Regions from separate parts of the Homo sapiens genome. Here region 2 is linked to region 1. A link is a contact called in ENCODE Hi-C or POLR2A ChIA-PET data. All regions are on one chromosome and are shown on one strand. The core of a region is the stretch at or near the end of the contact, and the rest is flanking DNA. Distances in the headings are between cores, read along the strand shown.

What was found. A loop is a pair of places that touch in the nucleus more often than their neighbours do. ChIA-PET counts read pairs that join two places held with the same protein, here RNA polymerase II (POLR2A). Pooled maps may share reads with other maps.
Region 2: a map of Caco-2 shows a loop between it and region 1 (2.1-fold over the local background). The contact joins two enhancer-like sites. A Hi-C loop is called at or near these places in 1 of 168 maps with a recorded cell type or tissue (Caco-2) and 3 of 50 pooled maps. POLR2A ChIA-PET finds 5 or more read pairs at or near these places in 2 of 52 experiments (activated CD4-positive, alpha-beta memory T cell and activated naive CD4-positive, alpha-beta T cell).

The regions. Positions count from the first base shown.
Region 1 is chr4:80,032,701-80,038,101 of GRCh38, reverse strand. It overlaps ANTXR2 (ANTXR cell adhesion molecule 2), which reads left to right. Exons shown (of 17, transcript NM_058172.6): 8 at 2,070-2,130; 9 at 4,532-4,630. Among named protein-coding and RNA genes, the nearest start is that of ANTXR2, 38 kb to the left of the region's middle. Within about 2 kb of position 2,586, at least 5 of the 41 ENCODE cell types and tissues checked have a DNase peak (open chromatin) inside an H3K27ac peak, as active enhancers do.
Region 2 is chr4:80,210,806-80,216,041 of GRCh38, reverse strand. No RefSeq gene overlaps it. Among named protein-coding and RNA genes, the nearest start is that of PRDM8, 16 kb to the right of the region's middle. Within about 2 kb of position 2,686, at least 2 of the 41 ENCODE cell types and tissues checked have a DNase peak (open chromatin) inside an H3K27ac peak, as active enhancers do.

The DNA of each region.
Region 1 (5,401 bases), core at 1,337-3,836:
GCCAATAGATGTAATCTTTAAGTGCCTCATAATTTTCCTGAGTACTTGAAATATTTTTTCAGTAATACTGATAAAGCTGTGGCTAAATAACTAAAGAGATTATAAACTGAAAGATGCAATTAGTCTCCTTAATAAGATCTGTTTTAAGATAAATTCCTTCAGGACTGATGACAGACAAAATAGATTTGGGGGTTTTGTGTTTTCCTTTAACCTTCCATTTTGATGGTTCACTGTTGTCACTGTTATCTCAGATTGGCCAAAGCTATAGCTATAATGTCCATTTTTGTTAGTTGGAACCTTTTCAGCTTCATATTCCTTTGCAAATCTTTTCTATTCTATTTCCTTCAGAGTCTTGTTATCTGAATTATGTCCAAATTTTTAAAGATGTTAGTGATTTGAAATACTACCCTTCCAAGAGGGCACATTAACCTTTAACAAGAGTTCTTAATTCTTGAATCCATAAAAGTGAATGTTGGTTATTGTAGATAAAGTAGCAGACCAAGAGGAGGTATTTGGGTGCAGAAAGGTCTTTGAGTGCCTATGGAATCTCTTTGGTCATTTCTGGATTTAAATGGGCCTCATCTGCAGTTTCTCAGATATAAAATTTTACGAGGTTTGTTTTCTAATCACAAAATCCTCAATCACTATGTGAAAAGTTGAGTTTATTGGAAAGTTATCTTAAAAAGTACAAATTTTCCCTCTTTTCAGAGATGTATATTCAGCAACAAAGTTCCATGATTTGACACAGTTGATTTTAGGGGCTGAGAACTTATAGTTTTGCTGTTATTAAAGAAAGCACAGAAAGCATGTCTATTTCCTGCTACAGTCCTTACTTCCTATTCTAGTTATGAAAAGGAGATGCTAGAAACTGCTGTAAATAATCTGTCTTCAACTTCTGCCAAGAAAGGAATGTCAAGAAAGGAATTCTGGAGATCATCTGGAATTTGTCTGACTGATAATATAGTGCAGAGCAGTTCTAAAAATAAAGACAGGATTGTTGTCCATGAGGAGCAGCGTATTTCATCATTGTTTTTCAGTTGTAGCCTTGTCCCTTGTGTGGTGGTTTCTGTTTCTCAGAACAAGCTAAGAAGAGCAGTTCTGTTCCTGTGTTCTGGGAATGCTTGAGTATGGAGTCTGTGTTTTTAAAAAGAATATTGGCTCATATAAGGAGTCTATGTTCTGCAATTGTAATTTTTTATGCAAGTAAGAGGGACTAGCACCCACAGGAATTAAGCCTGAGAAATGGGATAGAAATGCCACTGTCCAATAAAGAGAAGTGCTTTTTAATTTTAATTTTAATTTATTTATTTGTTTGAGACGGAGGCTTGCTCTGTCGTCCAGGCTGGAGTGAAGTGGCATGACCTTGGCTCATTGCTGTGTTAAAGCGATTCTCCTGCCTCAGCCTCCCGAGTAGCTGGGATTACAGGCGCGAGCCACCATACCTGGCTCATTTTTTGTATTTTTAGTAGAGACAGGATTCACTATGTTGGCCAGGCTGGTCTTGAACTCCTGACCCCAAGTGATCCCTCTGCCTCGGCCTCCCAAACGGCTGCGATTATAGGCATGAGCCACTGTGCACAGTCAGAAGTGCTTTTTTATTGATATTATTTTGAACCACCGCACCCAGTCAGCAGTGCTTTTTTATTGATATTATATTGGTCTTCTGAACAGAAAACATAACAGCATTACTAAACAGGGGGTCTGATTTGTTATCTTGTTTTTGCTTGATTGGGAAAGTCAACATAGATTTTATGGCAGCAGGAAATTTTAGTTATCTATTCATACCCAAGGTTATCAGACTTTGAGACAATGCTCACTTTTCCTGTGCTTATCTGAATTTACTTTAATCAAATAAGGATCCTACAGTACATAATCTTAAAATATACCCTGAAATACAGTGCAGAAGTTTCCTAAGAACTTGGTAGCTGTACACGCTATAGTTAATAGATTTTCTCTGAGATCTATTGAAGTATGGAGAAGACCTCAAGGTTATTACTAATCTTATAATTTACTTCACATTGTAATTTTAGATCTATAGCTTGGTAATCTTTTTTTTTTTTCTTTTTTAGATACTAGCTCAGTCATGTACTGAAATCCTAGAATTGCAGCCCTCAAGTGTCTGTGTGGGGGGTAAGTGTTTAGAATTTAAAAATACCATGTAAGAAATTGTATTTTTTTCCTAGCTAAAATATATGATATGAAACTCATGTTGGAAAAAGAATAGCAAAATTAACTTTTTTGGCATCTTTTTTGTGTAAGAATTTTTAAATAATTCCTTGAAATATTTCTATTTTAAATTCAAATTTTTAAGATTGGAATGTTATTTTAAATAATGAGCATATTGTGTGACAGGCTTTTAGAATCTTCTGTATATTTAGTTCACGCTTGAGACCTTTCCTATGGCAAATAAAATAAAATATGAAATTGTTTCTTTTGTCTGATTATACAAACAGTCAGGTATATGTAGACTTTGAGCTCCATGCTTTGATGACCTGGACAAAGTACAGAATCTGCCAGCTCAGGGCACATAAGGAAGTGACTTATGGACGGATTGCAGGAAGGAAGCAGGTGGCTTTATCAGCTGGTGCTAAGCACATACTCAGGTTTTCACACCTCCCAGCCATCCTTGCCCAGACAGAGTGTGATTCTCTCTGGCCTATTTTGTTTCTTTTTCAAGCCTGACCTACAGTTCATTTTAACCTGACTTTACTTTAAAAAGGAAAAATATTGGGTCTGGTGGGGGAGAAAATATGTTGTGTAATGTACCATAGAGCCTCTCAGCCAGTTGTGCATGGTCTCACATTCTGCATCTTCTAGATTCCCTAATGAATGAATATGGAGATGTTTAAGGAAAGTAGTGCATCTGAACTTCCCAGGGAAGGATTATCTTCCCTAACAGTGAAGGTTAATACATTTCTAGAGATAACAAAGAAAAATAAATGGAAAAATAATATTAAAATAGTAGCTGTTGTTTATTAAACTCCAATTTTGTGCTGAGGGTATACTGGGTTGTTTGCATTTATAATTTTACCTAATCCTTATAACAACACTATTGAAAGTTTTATACATCCCTGGTTTACAGATGGGGAAGCTGAGGCAGAGACAGGTTCAGTACTTGCTACTAGTAATTACCCTGTTTGACCCTTTCCTGTCTGACTTGAATGCCCATACTCTTACCGAATCACATTTTACCTGCACTTTATTTTAACTTGCAAGTGAAATTCCTTTCATAACATAGTAAATGAAAAGTGGGTTGGCAGTAGTTTCTTGCATAGTTAATGACTATATTATACTTGTATTATGTTAGATATGAGAAGTTTTAGAGGACTGGTAATGTTAAATTAAAATAGAGAACAGGCCTGAAGAAGCCTTAAGCAGGCAAAAACACTTAGGCCTCGTAAGTAGCCTTAACCTTATTTGATTTACAAATATAATTGGAATTTAATTTGAACTATTTATTGTCAATGCCTACATTAAGAAAAATAGAATTTAAGTGCAACCAATCAAAAACAACCAACAAACTTATATAACTAGGGACTTTCCACAGGATAGACCAAACAAGGCAACTGTGTAACTATAACCCGTCAAATACTTTCTTTGGTTTACTTCCACGTTGGTTCTATAAAAGCCTCCCCCTTGTATTCCCTTGGTAAAGCTGCCAAACCTCTTCTGATTTGGATCTGTCTAATTCAAGAATCTTCTGCTCAAATAAACTATTTAAAATTTTATTTGTGCTTCAATTTACCTTTTAAATAAGCGTTAATCACTATTAAAATAGTTAGTATACTATCTTGCAGCTTAGCAGTAAACATGCATTGTCTGTCAAGATATTTGATCAGTTAACTTTCATTCCAGCCTATTCTCTCACTCTCTAACAAGTTTTAGTGCTTGCTTCTACTATAAATAATGGTACAATAAGTTAAATCAACTTTTGTGACTGGCCATCGATTATTAGTAATTCAAAATACGTGATCTTTTGATTATTTATAGGTTTGAAATAGAAAATGAATCAGGATTAGTAAGGTGAAGAAGTGGTTAAAGAAGAATTCTGTATGGAACAGGCATAGATTAAAGAAAGTACTACATACGACTTTTCGAAGAACTAAAAAACGTACATAATTAGTTTTATTTACATTCCCAAACTTTAATACCTGAGAGTAGGGAAAAACAAAGTTTTTTCCCCCTGGTATTTTCCTAAGGATAGAAGTTGAGGAGGTTTGTATAGTATCTGTCTGGGAATGACTGTTAATGCTTCTGTTCTATACCTTGGTCACTACTGGGAATCACTTTGTTTAGAAAATAAAATAATGCATCCCCATGTGGCAGTGAATGGTATCTTCACTACATTTACCTAGAGGGTCTGGGAAAGCCAGCACAGTTGGAAATATAGAGCTATGTCTTCATTGCTATTAGTTAACTGAATAGTATGAAAAAAATTATTCTTTGCACCTTAATACTTTCATTTCAGCTTGTGTTTTTTATTTTTTTGGTAAAGCAGTGATTAAATGTTTATTTTTCCTTTTACTTCTAGAGGAATTTCAGATTGTCTTAAGTGGAAGAGGATTCATGCTGGGCAGTCGGAATGGCAGTGTTCTCTGCACTTACACTGTAAATGAAACATATACAACGAGTAGGTCCCCAGTAATCTCAGTGTTGTCTTAATCTCTGCAAAGCACATCAGCATCAAATGTTTTCTTTTTTTCTCCAACGAAAACTAACTGACATATTTTTTAATCTAAGAAGAAAGAAATGAAGTCTGAATGATAATACAAATAGTAGTGATAATTATTTAATAGTTATTTAATAATGGCAACATTTGTTTATAACTTAATAAATGCTGGACCCTGTCCTAACTTCCCTCATTGAACAGATGATGGTTTGTGGCTAAAAGAATGAAATTACTTGCATGTGGTTACACAGCTAATAATGGACAGAGCTGATATTTGAACCCACTTTTCCTGACTGTACTCTGTACCTACTACATCAAACACATGATTTAATTGCTTCTTTCCTCAGGCTTCTTTCTTGTCACACCTGCCTTAAAATCTAATTATCTTCAGCTTCTCTCCTACTTGTTCCTTTTTTTCTTTCTTTTTTTTTGTCACTTGTTTTCTTTATCTAATTTCCCAATAATTTGTTAATTTATTGAAGATAGTCTTTTTTTGCCTTATAGATTTTTGCATCTCAAATTCTCACCCAGCATAGTTTTGGTTGATAATTTTCGTATTTATTGAATTGAGTTTTAATTTTCCCTACCTTTGACTTTTAAAAAAGCCAAGAGTACGTTTTTGTTTTCATTCTGAAAAAACCCTCCCTCTTAAATAGACCTTAGTTTTCTGAGCATCTTGAGTATCTATATAAATGTTTTTCCTTATTAATTATTATTTGCCCTTCAAAATTT
Region 2 (5,236 bases), core at 1,437-3,936, 180 kb before region 1:
CCATTGTTTTAAATGAGGAAACAGGTCCAGAGAAGTGACTTACCAATGTTTGGTCAGCTATGTTTACATTGGCTGTTTACCATACTACTGACATTCTGTGGGTGGTAAATATTTTTCAGAATTACCTGTAAGTGTTTTTAGCATTCTAGCTCAATGTTTTTGAGAAAGACTATGTTCAACTTTATTGCTCAATATATATAGCAGCAGCGTATACCTTTAAGTGATTGCTAAATATATAACTCAAAAGTTAAAAGTGATTTAGCAGCTAAACAGGAAAGACATCTTTTAAATAACAAAGCATAATTACACACTATCAAAAACCATTTAAAAACATTGCTTGTACTAACCATTCTGTGGTTTAAAACTTGAATTACAAGAAGATGATTCCGCCTGTCTTCCACTAGGTGGCAATATATCTTTTTCTTTAATAGTTTGTTCTTTCCCGGGCTCTGATTTTAAATGGATCTCTAGTATTTTTACTTTGAATAGATACGATGAAAGTTAAGATTGAGGAAACCTTAAGGAAGACACTTAAGAAATTGGGATATACGAGGGGAATAGACAGGGTGGTTTTATAAAAACCTGGCATCAAAACTAAAATAACAGATTCTGCTTCATATATGTTCATAATTAAAATTTACATTATATCTTACCAGATAACGTTAAACATTTGGTAGTTGTTTGTTGATTTAATTGAAATTGGGTTTGCTATTCATTATTGGTAGTGAAAAGCACTGAAATTATTTCTAGTCCTGCTCTTTCTTAATCCTTTTATTTAAAACATCATCCTCAAGGTTAGATCATGATATTTTAAAAGGCATTACTTATTTCCATAACCTGTTTTCAATCATGACTTTGGGGGAAAAAACTACAAAATCACTTATTTTTGTATAGTTAAGCCTTTAATTTAGTGTATTTATGTCGATACTTAGAGATATGTTGTTTCTGAACTAATTAGACGAACATTATTTTCTTCAAAGTAAGATAGGTTTCAGTGAACTATTTGACTAGTGTATTAGTTTCTCAGGGCTGCCATAACAAAATACCACATATTGGGTGACTTAAACAACAGAAATTCATTTCCTCACAATTCCGGAGGCTAGAAGGCCAAGAACAAAGTGTTGACAGGTTTGGTTTCTTCCGTGGTCTCTCTCCTTGGCTTGCAAATGGTCACCTTCTTACTGTATCCTCACATAGTCGCCCCTCTGTCTGTGTTATCTGTGTCCTAATCTACCCTTCATATAAGGACATCAGCCCTATTGGATTAGGACCCAACCAATAACTTAATTTTAAAGGCCCTAAATCCAAATACAGTCACATTCCAAGGTGTTGGGCGTTAAGACCTCAACATATGAACTTGGGTGAGGGGAGGGGCATAATTCAGCTCATAATAACTAGCAAGTCTGCATACACAGCATACTCCACATTTATAACCGACGTATTGTGATATAGAACCAAGAATGCTAGGTTGGAAGTTGTAATTCAAAAGCTGAGAAAAGTTCTTATAGATTATTTAATCCACTGATTCTTGACCCTTGATGCACAAAGATTTTTTTGAGGCACTAGCAATGCCCTGACAAAATACCCAGATATTATGATGAATTAATTTGGAGAGGGACCAGTCACTAGTATATTTTTAATACTTTCTAAATGTTTCTAATAGGACCACAATGAATAATCATTGATTTAGACAAATATTTCCCAGACGTGGTTAGAGAATCATCCAGAGGGTTTATTAAAATGCAAATCACAGGCCAGGTGCAGTGTGGCTCTTTCCTGTAATTCCCAGAACTTCTGGAGGCCAAGGCCGGAAGATTGCTTGAAACCAGGAGTTCAAGACCAGCCTAGGTAACAAAGCAAGACCCCATCTATACAAATTTAAAATAAAATTATCCAGGCACAGTGACATGCACTTGTAGTCCCAGCTACTCGGGAGGCTGAGACAGAGGACTGCCTGAGCCCAGGAGTTGGAGGCTGCAGTGAGCTATGATCACACCATTGCCCTCTAGCCCAGGTGACAGAGTGAGTCCCTATTAAAAAAAAAAAAAAATCAGTATCCTAGCCACTGCTGCCCTCATTCTGAATCTCCAGAAATTAGAGCCAAGCCTATTTACCACTCTCCCTAGTAATTATTACAAATTCTGAAGTCTGAGAATCTCTGATCTCATCTAACTCTCTCATTTACAGATGAGAAGACTGGAGTTTAGAGAAGTTAGTTCATTCAAGGTTACACAGCTGGAGAATGGTGGAGGCAGAATGAGAATAAATGTTTAATCTGACTTCTAATCTAATTTCTTAGCAGGATTCTTTGTGCTTATAAGCAACTGTGTGGACTTTAGACTTTATTTAGCAACTGTGTAGCCGTGGCCCCAGAATTAGAGGGCACCTACTCTTTCTTTCAGGCATGTGCTGACACATCTAGAAGGCAGGATCATCACAGCTATGTTTATATAAGGGTTGCATTCCAAGAGCCCTTATTGTGTTTGGAAATAATAAGCAACATCAGAACTGATGGGTGATTGTGAATACTGCATTATACCTGGTGCTCCTTTGGCCCCACCTCCTCAGACTCAGGCCTGAGTCCTAGGTGAATGGACACTGCAGTAGAAAGTTAAGTGACGTGAAGTGAATGGAAGAGTCTGTTTCCCTAGTACCAAAAGTTTCTGCAGCAAGAGTCAGTGGCGTCTGAATCACTTGAGGCCTAGAGTCACTCACCATCAGAAAGTGGCAGCCTCCGTGCAGTCATCAGCTGGCAGAGAAGCAGCAGTAGTTGACTAGCAGGCTGGAGTTGAGAGCAAAATGTTAGCTCAAGAGTTTTCAATTCTGCTGTTATTATTCATTTGAAAAACATAGCTTCAGACAGCTCTTGGGAGCTTGATGTCAGAGCCTGAATTGGTGAGGTTCGTGAACACACACATACAAATAAGTTGTGAAACAATTTTAGAAAATGAATGTGTAAAAATCCAAAAAATTCCCAGCACTTTGGGAGGCTAAGGCAGGTGGATAAGCTGAGGTCAGGAGTTCAAGACCAGCCTGGCCAACACGGTGAAACCCCGTCTCTACTAAAAATACAAAAAATTAGCCCAGCGTTTTGGCGGGCGCCTGTAATTCCAGCTACTTGGGAGGCTGAGGCAGGAGAATCGCTTGAACCCGGGAGGTGGAGGTTGCAGTAAGCTGAGTTTGCACCATTGCACTCCAGCCTGGGCAACAAGAGTGAACCTCCATCCCAAAAAAAAAAAAAAATCCAAAAAATAAAAAGCAAATTCCTCAGAGGGTGATGGTAGATGCACACTATATTTTCCATAAAGATTTAGCTTAAACATTTTCTTGAATAGGTACTTGCTCATGCAATTACATTTTTCTTGTTCTTACTAATGACCCTAACTTGAGTGGGCAAGGAGGAGTAAAATGTGAAAATCAATCTGAAACAAAGATAGAACATAAATGAAGTTTTTTTAAAAGTCTGTATTTACAACAACATAATTCAATTTACTGTCCATATTTCTGGAACATAGCTATTTTCTAGACTGATGTACTCCTACATTTTAATTTAAGTCATCATAGGGCTAGTTCTAACCTCTCTTCGGTGTTTCAAAAGTGAGGATCAAGAGCCACCTACTCTAAAATCATCTGGTGCTGGTTGCTGAAAATGCAAGATTCTAGGTCCCACATAAGATTCATCAAATCTCTGAGGGTGCCTATGGGAAACTGCATTTTTAACAGCTACCTTGGTGATTTAGAAAGGTCTCTCCCTGTGTGATCTAACTCTACAGTGTCCTATGGATAGTATTACTTTTTCTTTCCTTGTGAGCTCTTATTATCTATGGTTTATAATAAAATTTTCTGAGGATGGAAGGATTGGGGGAAATTATCTTCTTTTTGAGCCTTTTCTTATGGAGTCAATAACATGGGGAAGTCATTGCCAGAGGTCCCCTCTTTTTAGCATCCTTATCTGATTTTCTATTTGGCCATGTGCCTGGGTCTTCGAGCAGGCTGCTGTAAAGAGCCAGTATGACAGGCACTCAGAAATTGTACATTAAACTTTAAATTTCTTCTCCTGAAATGTATTCAAAGGAAAGCCCCCATCCCAGAGAAGAGAGTAACTTGTGAATATATATATATATATATATATATATATATATATATATCTGAAATATATATATGAGAAATATATATATCTAAAATTCCAAGTTTCTATTTCTGAGTTGTTATAAATAAATGTATTTTGAATATTTAAAGGATTTAAGAAATTCAAATGTGAGCTGCTGGCAATCATATAACTTGATGAGACTTGTTTTACCATGCTATTAGCTTTACTATGCTTGGAATTAGATTTTTGAATGTTAGGTTTCCTAAATATCTCCCTGGCTTTAAGTTTAGGCATGTTTGGAGGTTTAATAAATACTTTCAGATGCAGCCTCAAAGTCAAATACCTCTGATTTGGAAGGAGTTTTAGGCATTATTACCCTGGTGGAGAAGTACCTCTGCATATCGATCCTTCATCTTTACTTAGACTGCTCCAAAATTAGAAATTAAGCTTTAAAAAGCAAATGGAGAAGCAAATACCTTCATGTAAATTCAGACTTTTTTTTTTTTTTTTTTTTGCTGTTTATTCACACAGGTGGCAATTTTGGATACTACCTCTTTGTTGGAGGGGATAGAACTCAGGGAAATCTAAGAGAGCCTAAAGGTAAGAGACGATTGAAAATGGGAGGTTCTGAGATGGAATTTAGGGAGCAGATCGAATGTCCCTGAAAATAAGCTTCATGGCATTCACCATTTATCCACCTAGCCCTGCTAAAGCAAATAGTTAAACTAGCACTGTCTACAAAAGCATTTTAATGAAAAAGTCAATTTACTCCTTCCTGAAGGCTAACTCTTATCTTTCTAGGAAGGACCTTGCAGGAATATTTCCTTTATTTTCTTTCCTCCTCCTTCGCTTAGCCCTGACGCTGGACCTCTTAGCCTAAAGAAGAACTGAACACTATGGATACTAAAATTTTTCTAATTACATGATTTGCATCCATTTGGGGGCTGGGTGTCACTGTTTGGCTCTGTTTGTCTTTCTCAAAGACCCAGTGAAATTTTGCCAGAGTGTAAAACAGGACTTTATTCATTTGTTTGAGAGAGAAAAAAGTCATCAATTGCTTAAAAAAAAAAAAAGTTTCACACTTCACAAAAAAATAACAAAACACAGAAAAAGTGGCACAGGCAATAGTATAACACCAACACACCC